Regions from separate parts of the Homo sapiens genome. Here region 1 is linked to region 2. Evidence: chromatin contacts called from ENCODE Hi-C or POLR2A ChIA-PET data. All regions are on one chromosome and are shown on one strand. Each heading gives the region's core, a stretch centred on a gene start or an enhancer-like site at or near the end of the contact. The rest is flanking DNA. Distances are from core to core; before and after follow the strand shown.

Region 1 (2,700 bases), core at 163-2,662, 140 kb before region 2:
ATTCCGTGAGTTAAGGGAGCTAACCTTGAGAAGGCAGATGCAGGCCTTAGGGAGAGCCATGCAAGAGATCCATGGCTGGGTACTGGAAAGAATGCCCATAGGACTAACAGACCAAACACACCCCTTTAGACCCAGGGATTCTGTTTAGGTCAAGAAATAGAATCCAACCACTTTAGGACCCATATGGGATGGGCCCCATACTGTAATCTTGTCCACTACCACTGCTGTTAAAGTTGCAGGAATCGTGCCTTAGATCCACCACAGTTGGCTGAAACTGGCAGCCCAGGACAAGTGGACCAGCCAGCAAGACTCAGACCATCCAAACCAGCTGATCCTATGACAGGACCGAGGTGCCAGTGAAAGTGACAACAGCCCTGCTCTGGTGACTCCAGAAGCCGACCAGTCTATGCACAGCTGAAGCTTGAGGAGACAGCAGTCCTGTTAGTCACCCCAGAAGCTGACTAGTCTATGCACAGCCGAAGTTTCATCTAGGAAGTAAATGTAGTTAGAAATCTTAAGCCCAGTAATTTTCCTTGTAATCTTAATTGTTTTACTATTAACCTGTCACTGTGCTCAACCTCCTCCCCTGGATAAGGACCTCTGTTGTCCATGCTGGGTATGAACATACTATTCCTTACTTTGTTCTTGCTACTCCCTCTATCCATGTTAGAAGGAGGGGTATGCGGAAACTTTAAACTAATTGTTGCCTAGAAATTGATGACAATAGGAAGGTCATTGAAGATATAACTGCAAAAATTCAAAAATTAGCCCATGTCCCAGTCCAAATTTGGAAAGGATGGTCTCCAGATACCCTCTTTGGGGGCTGGTTTTCGTCCCTTGGAAGATTTAAGACCTTAGTAGGAATAGTTCTGGTCATACTGGGAGTCTGTCTCACACTCCCTTGTCTCCTACCTCTCCTTGTTAAAAACATCCAATCAGCCATAGAGGTTCTTGTAACCAGGTAAACCACCACCCAACTAATGGCATTAATCAAATATCAACCTTTGCCAAATAAAGGACTAACTCCTCATGGAGAATTAAATTCTGATGATAATGCTTTCTATTAAACTTTATTTATAAACAGCATCAAAGGGGAGAATTAAGCAGGAAATATAAGAAAAACAAGTAAAGGGAAAACAAGTCCAGTTGGAGCTATGATAACATTATCTGCAAGGCCAGGCAGGGGCCCCAAAGAAATGGATTCCAAGAATAGGGATGAGAAAAACAAGTTCTTATCCGTCTCCCCCTGGAATTCTCTCCCAATGCCATTATTCTTTGTTCTGCGCTTGTAACTATTTTTGTAACTATTTCTGCAAGTTTGCAAGGATTTTATAAGTTCCTGTTTTCCCATCTGTGCAGGATGGCAAAGGTCACAAGACATGCCTGAATTGCAAAACCTGTCACAGTTAACTGCCTTTGTTCTGCTTCTGTAAGCTTGCTTTCCCCACCCTGCAAGTTTTGTGCCACTGGCTAGCCACTCCCCTTCAGTTGCCTGAATAAAAGTTAAGCCTGGCCTTTGTTCATTTATCAGCCTCTGAATATTAACCCACTAGGCCGGTGGCCACCTAAATAAAATCCTCCTGTTTCACCCATTGGTCTCTCCAGTCTCCTGATTCCCGCAACAGTCAGTCCAAGGCTCAGTTTCCCCATCTGCACAAAAGGGCCCCCTCCAGCTCTGATTCCGAGGATCCAGCCTCAGTCTGTGTCTGTGAACAGTGCTGGGTGATGATCCTGTTGACCCCTCATGTGCCTGTGACAAGGAAGGTACCACAGGGACCTAGAGATGCCCATTGAACTAAGAGGACACTCAGGCCAGAGAGGAGTGGCTGCCAGAGGCTGAGCAGTGGGGCAGTGGTTCCAGCTGGGACTGGTCCCGATCTCTTATCTCCAAGTTCTCACCACTGTGCCCATATTCTTGGAAGGAGGAAGTAAGGAAGAGGTGGACTGGGCAGCCTCAGGTGGATCTGAGTCTAGCTGCACCTCAGGCAGCTGAGGGTCCCCAGGCCTCAGTTTCCCATCTCTCCCCAGCAAGGCTGTGAAGCCAGGAGCCCCTGGTGGCTGTCACACAGGTGGGCAGAGGCCCCTCCTCCAAGGTTGCTGCTGTGTCTCTTCCCTGGCCTGGAGTCTGTGTGCCCATGGCAGAGGCCACCACTGGGCAGGGTGATTACCCCGGGCCTCCCTGATACTCACCCCTGCAGATCTGGAACATCAGCCTGGAATGGAGACCTTGTCACGGCCCTCCCTGCTTGCCACCCACAGCAGCTGAACACGCCATTCAGCCGTTCAGAGGTGGAGGCAGAGCCTGCACCTGGGCTCCCGAGGGCTGGGGCTCGGGTGCCCCAAGATGGCTGCCCAAGGGCCCCGACCCCACACCTTGAAGCTCCTCACAGCTCCTCCCCAGCCCACAGAGGGGAAGTCAGAGGGCAATGGCTCAGAAAGTCCCCCACACTCAGGCTCATGTGGGAACACTGAAAAGAGGAGCTCAGGGGGACCCCATCATTGTGGGAGACGCTGAGGCCCCATAAAGCCTCATGCAGAGGAGAGGGCCTGGCTGCAGCCCCACTGTCTGCCTGCCTTCCGGAGCACCAAAACCTCCCCAGGATTTCCTTTCACTTTGAAGGCAAGTGTCTCCCAGGTATGAATACTGAATCTCCCCAACTTAATGCCAATTTGCAACCTGAGAGGGGGATCTTGTGGGCC
Region 2 (2,700 bases), core at 159-2,658:
AGTGAGTCAAGAACACGCCACTTCTCCACTCCAGCCTAGGCGATAGAGCCAGACCTTGCCTCAAAAACAAAAACAAACAAACAAACAAAAAGACTATCTAGCAGAGAGACACCAGTAAAGACTACAATACTGTATTAATTAAGGTAACCCTAGCTGCTATAACAAATAGGCCTTCAAAGGAATTACGTCTCAGACATAATTGAAGCAGGTGGCTTTCCTCTATACATTGATCCTGGGTGCTGGGCTCTGTCCACCTTGTGGCAGCACCATTCCTAAGAATCTTGTCATTGCCCAAATACAGCTGGTAGCAGGACATTGACAGTGTGTAGACGACACACCCGCTTCTTAAAGGCCTTGGTGTGGAAGTGACACATGTGGGTTCTGCTCACATTCCTTTGGCAAGAGCCAGTAGTATGACCACCTAGATGTAAGAGGCAGTGGGAAATGAGGTGCCAGCTGGACAGCTGCTTTCCAGCAACATCCACATGCTGTAGAAGAGGGAGAATAAACTGTGCTTGAGAAACTGTATTTCTGGGCCAGTTGCGGTGGCTCACGCCTGTAATCCCTGAACTTTGGGAGGCCCAGGTGGGCGGATCACTTGAGGTCAGGAGTTGGAGACCAGCCTGGCCAATGTGGTGAAACCCCATCTCTACTAAAAATAGAAAAAATTAGCTATGCGTGGTGGCAGGCACCTGTAATCCCAGCTACTCAGGAGGCTGAGGCCAGAAGAATCACTTGAACCCGGGAGGTGGAGGTTGCAGTGAGCAGAGATCACTCCACTGCACTCCAGCCTGAGTGACAGAGCAAGACTCCATCTCAAAAAAAAAAAAAAAGTAATTGTATTTCTGCCTCGGCCACAAATACAGTGTCTCTGCTGCAAATACAGTGTGGTAAAGGAAGCAAAGGAGCTAGGATGACCCAGTAGAGGCACTTAATATAGCCAGAAAGTTAGAGTAGTCAAGCAGGGCTTTCCTGAGGAGACAGTGCTGAGGTGGCTCATGAAGGGTAAGAATCTGTTGGGCAAAGGAAGAGGAAGGTTGTTGCCAGCAAAGGGACCACCATGTGCGGAGGTTTGGTGAAAAGAGAGCATGTCATAAATCGTCCCAGAAAGTGCTGATATATTTATTGCCAAAGGGACAGAGTTAGAGTGAAGGAAGCAGGAACAGCAAAGAAACCCAAGCAGAAAGATCAGGTCATGCCAGGTGGTGAAAGCCTGGACTCGAATGTTTAAGAGGGACTTTTCCTGTTTTCCTGGTATTGACGATGGAGATCCAAAATTTATGACAAATAGTGCTGTGGACCTCACGCTTAAGGATGATTCAAAGACTCTGTTGAGATTGGGGCAAGAACATGCCCCAGGTATGTACAAAGAGGTGGCAGAACCGGCCCTACTACAATCACTCATCCCTCCCCACCCCCAATATGAGCACAAGTGTGAGAAGAAGTGACAGAGGTAATCCATGCTAGTCACTGCCCACTGGGGAATACTAGGGTTTTCTTTCCTTCCTCACTATTGCCAAAGTGAGGGGATTCTAGAAAACTTATTCTGAAAGCCTCGGAGGCAGTGCTATCAGCAGGGAAGATGAGCATCTCATTTCCCAGTGGAACCTCCAATGAGGCAGCAGATGGGTCGATCCTGCCCTCTGCCTCCCTGGAGAGGGAAGGAAGAGTGAGGTAGCCAGAGGGAGGTGGGGGGGTACTAGGAGGGATGGAGGGGGGGGCGCGGGGGCGGGGTGTGGCGGGGCAGGAGGAGACTGCAGGGGAGCTGCCTGCAAAGCCTCAAGCTTCAGGGAAGAGAACAAGGAGGACTTTCCCAGAGTGTAGCACTGGGCTTGAGCCATTGTATCAGTTATCTATTGCTGCAACACAAAACACCTCAAAACTTAGTACCTTAAAGCAATAGTCATTTATTATGTTGTGATTTCTGTGGGCTAGGGGTTCCGACAGGGCACGGTGTGAATGACTTATCTCTACTACATCATGCTTGGGGCCTCAGCTGAAAATCTCAAGGGCTGGGGCCTAGAGCCATCTGAAGCCTTGTCTGGGGCTGGAGGGCCTGCTTCCAAGGTGGTTCGCTGGAGTGGCTGGCAAACTGGTGCTGACAACTGGGCTTCTCTCCACAGGGTTGCTTGAGTGTCCTCAAGGCAGGGCAGCTGACCTCACCCCGAGAGAACAAGCCAAAGGCCCAAGGTAGCACCGCAGGGTCTCATATGACCAAGCCTCAGAAGTCATGCACTGTCCCTCTGACAGAATGCTGCCTGTCACCCAGGCCAGCTTTGATTCAGTGTGAGAGGAGACTACAGATGGACATGAACACCAGTGGGTATGCACCACTGGGGCCAACCCAGAGGCCGAAGATCACATGCATCTTGCTGGCTTCTCACCCAGAAGGACTGGCCTGGGAATGGGGAGCCCTGGAGAGGAGCTGAGGGGGCAAGAAGACATCAAACCCGAGGCAGGTCTCTCTCCTTATGGCCCTGAGCTGGGAGGAAGGCCCCACAGTGTTCTGTGGATAACGTGCAGGTGCCCTATGTGAGACTCTGGGCACACAGAGGGCGCTGATGGCCAGTGAGCATAGCCGGAGAAGCAGAAGTGACCCCATATCATCTATGAAGAAGACTTCTGGCCAGGCATGGTGGCTCAGACCCATAATCCCAGCATTTTGGGAGGCCAAGCTGGGCAGATGGCTTGAGCCCAGGA

What was found. A loop is a pair of places that touch in the nucleus more often than their neighbours do. ChIA-PET counts read pairs that join two places held with the same protein, here RNA polymerase II (POLR2A). Pooled maps may share reads with other maps.
Region 1: a loop to region 2 is called in a map of heart right ventricle, with 2.3 times the contacts of the local background. The contact joins two enhancer-like sites. A Hi-C loop is called at or near these places in 9 of 168 maps with a recorded cell type or tissue (CD4-positive, alpha-beta T cell, CD4-positive, alpha-beta memory T cell, CD8-positive, alpha-beta T cell and 4 more), 1 of 37 single-sample maps with no recorded cell type and 22 of 50 pooled maps. POLR2A ChIA-PET finds 5 or more read pairs at or near these places in 4 of 52 experiments (CD4-positive, alpha-beta memory T cell, MCF 10A, activated T-cell and 1 more).

The regions. Positions count from the first base shown.
Region 1 is chr3:128,853,448-128,856,147 of GRCh38, reverse strand. No RefSeq gene overlaps it. Among named protein-coding and RNA genes, the nearest start is that of MIR12124, 8.0 kb to the right of the region's middle. Within about 2 kb of position 1,412, at least 4 of the 41 ENCODE cell types and tissues checked have a DNase peak (open chromatin) inside an H3K27ac peak, as active enhancers do.
Region 2 is chr3:128,708,684-128,711,383 of GRCh38, reverse strand. No RefSeq gene overlaps it. Among named protein-coding and RNA genes, the nearest start is that of RAB7A, 16 kb to the left of the region's middle. Within about 2 kb of position 1,408, at least 4 of the 41 ENCODE cell types and tissues checked have a DNase peak (open chromatin) inside an H3K27ac peak, as active enhancers do.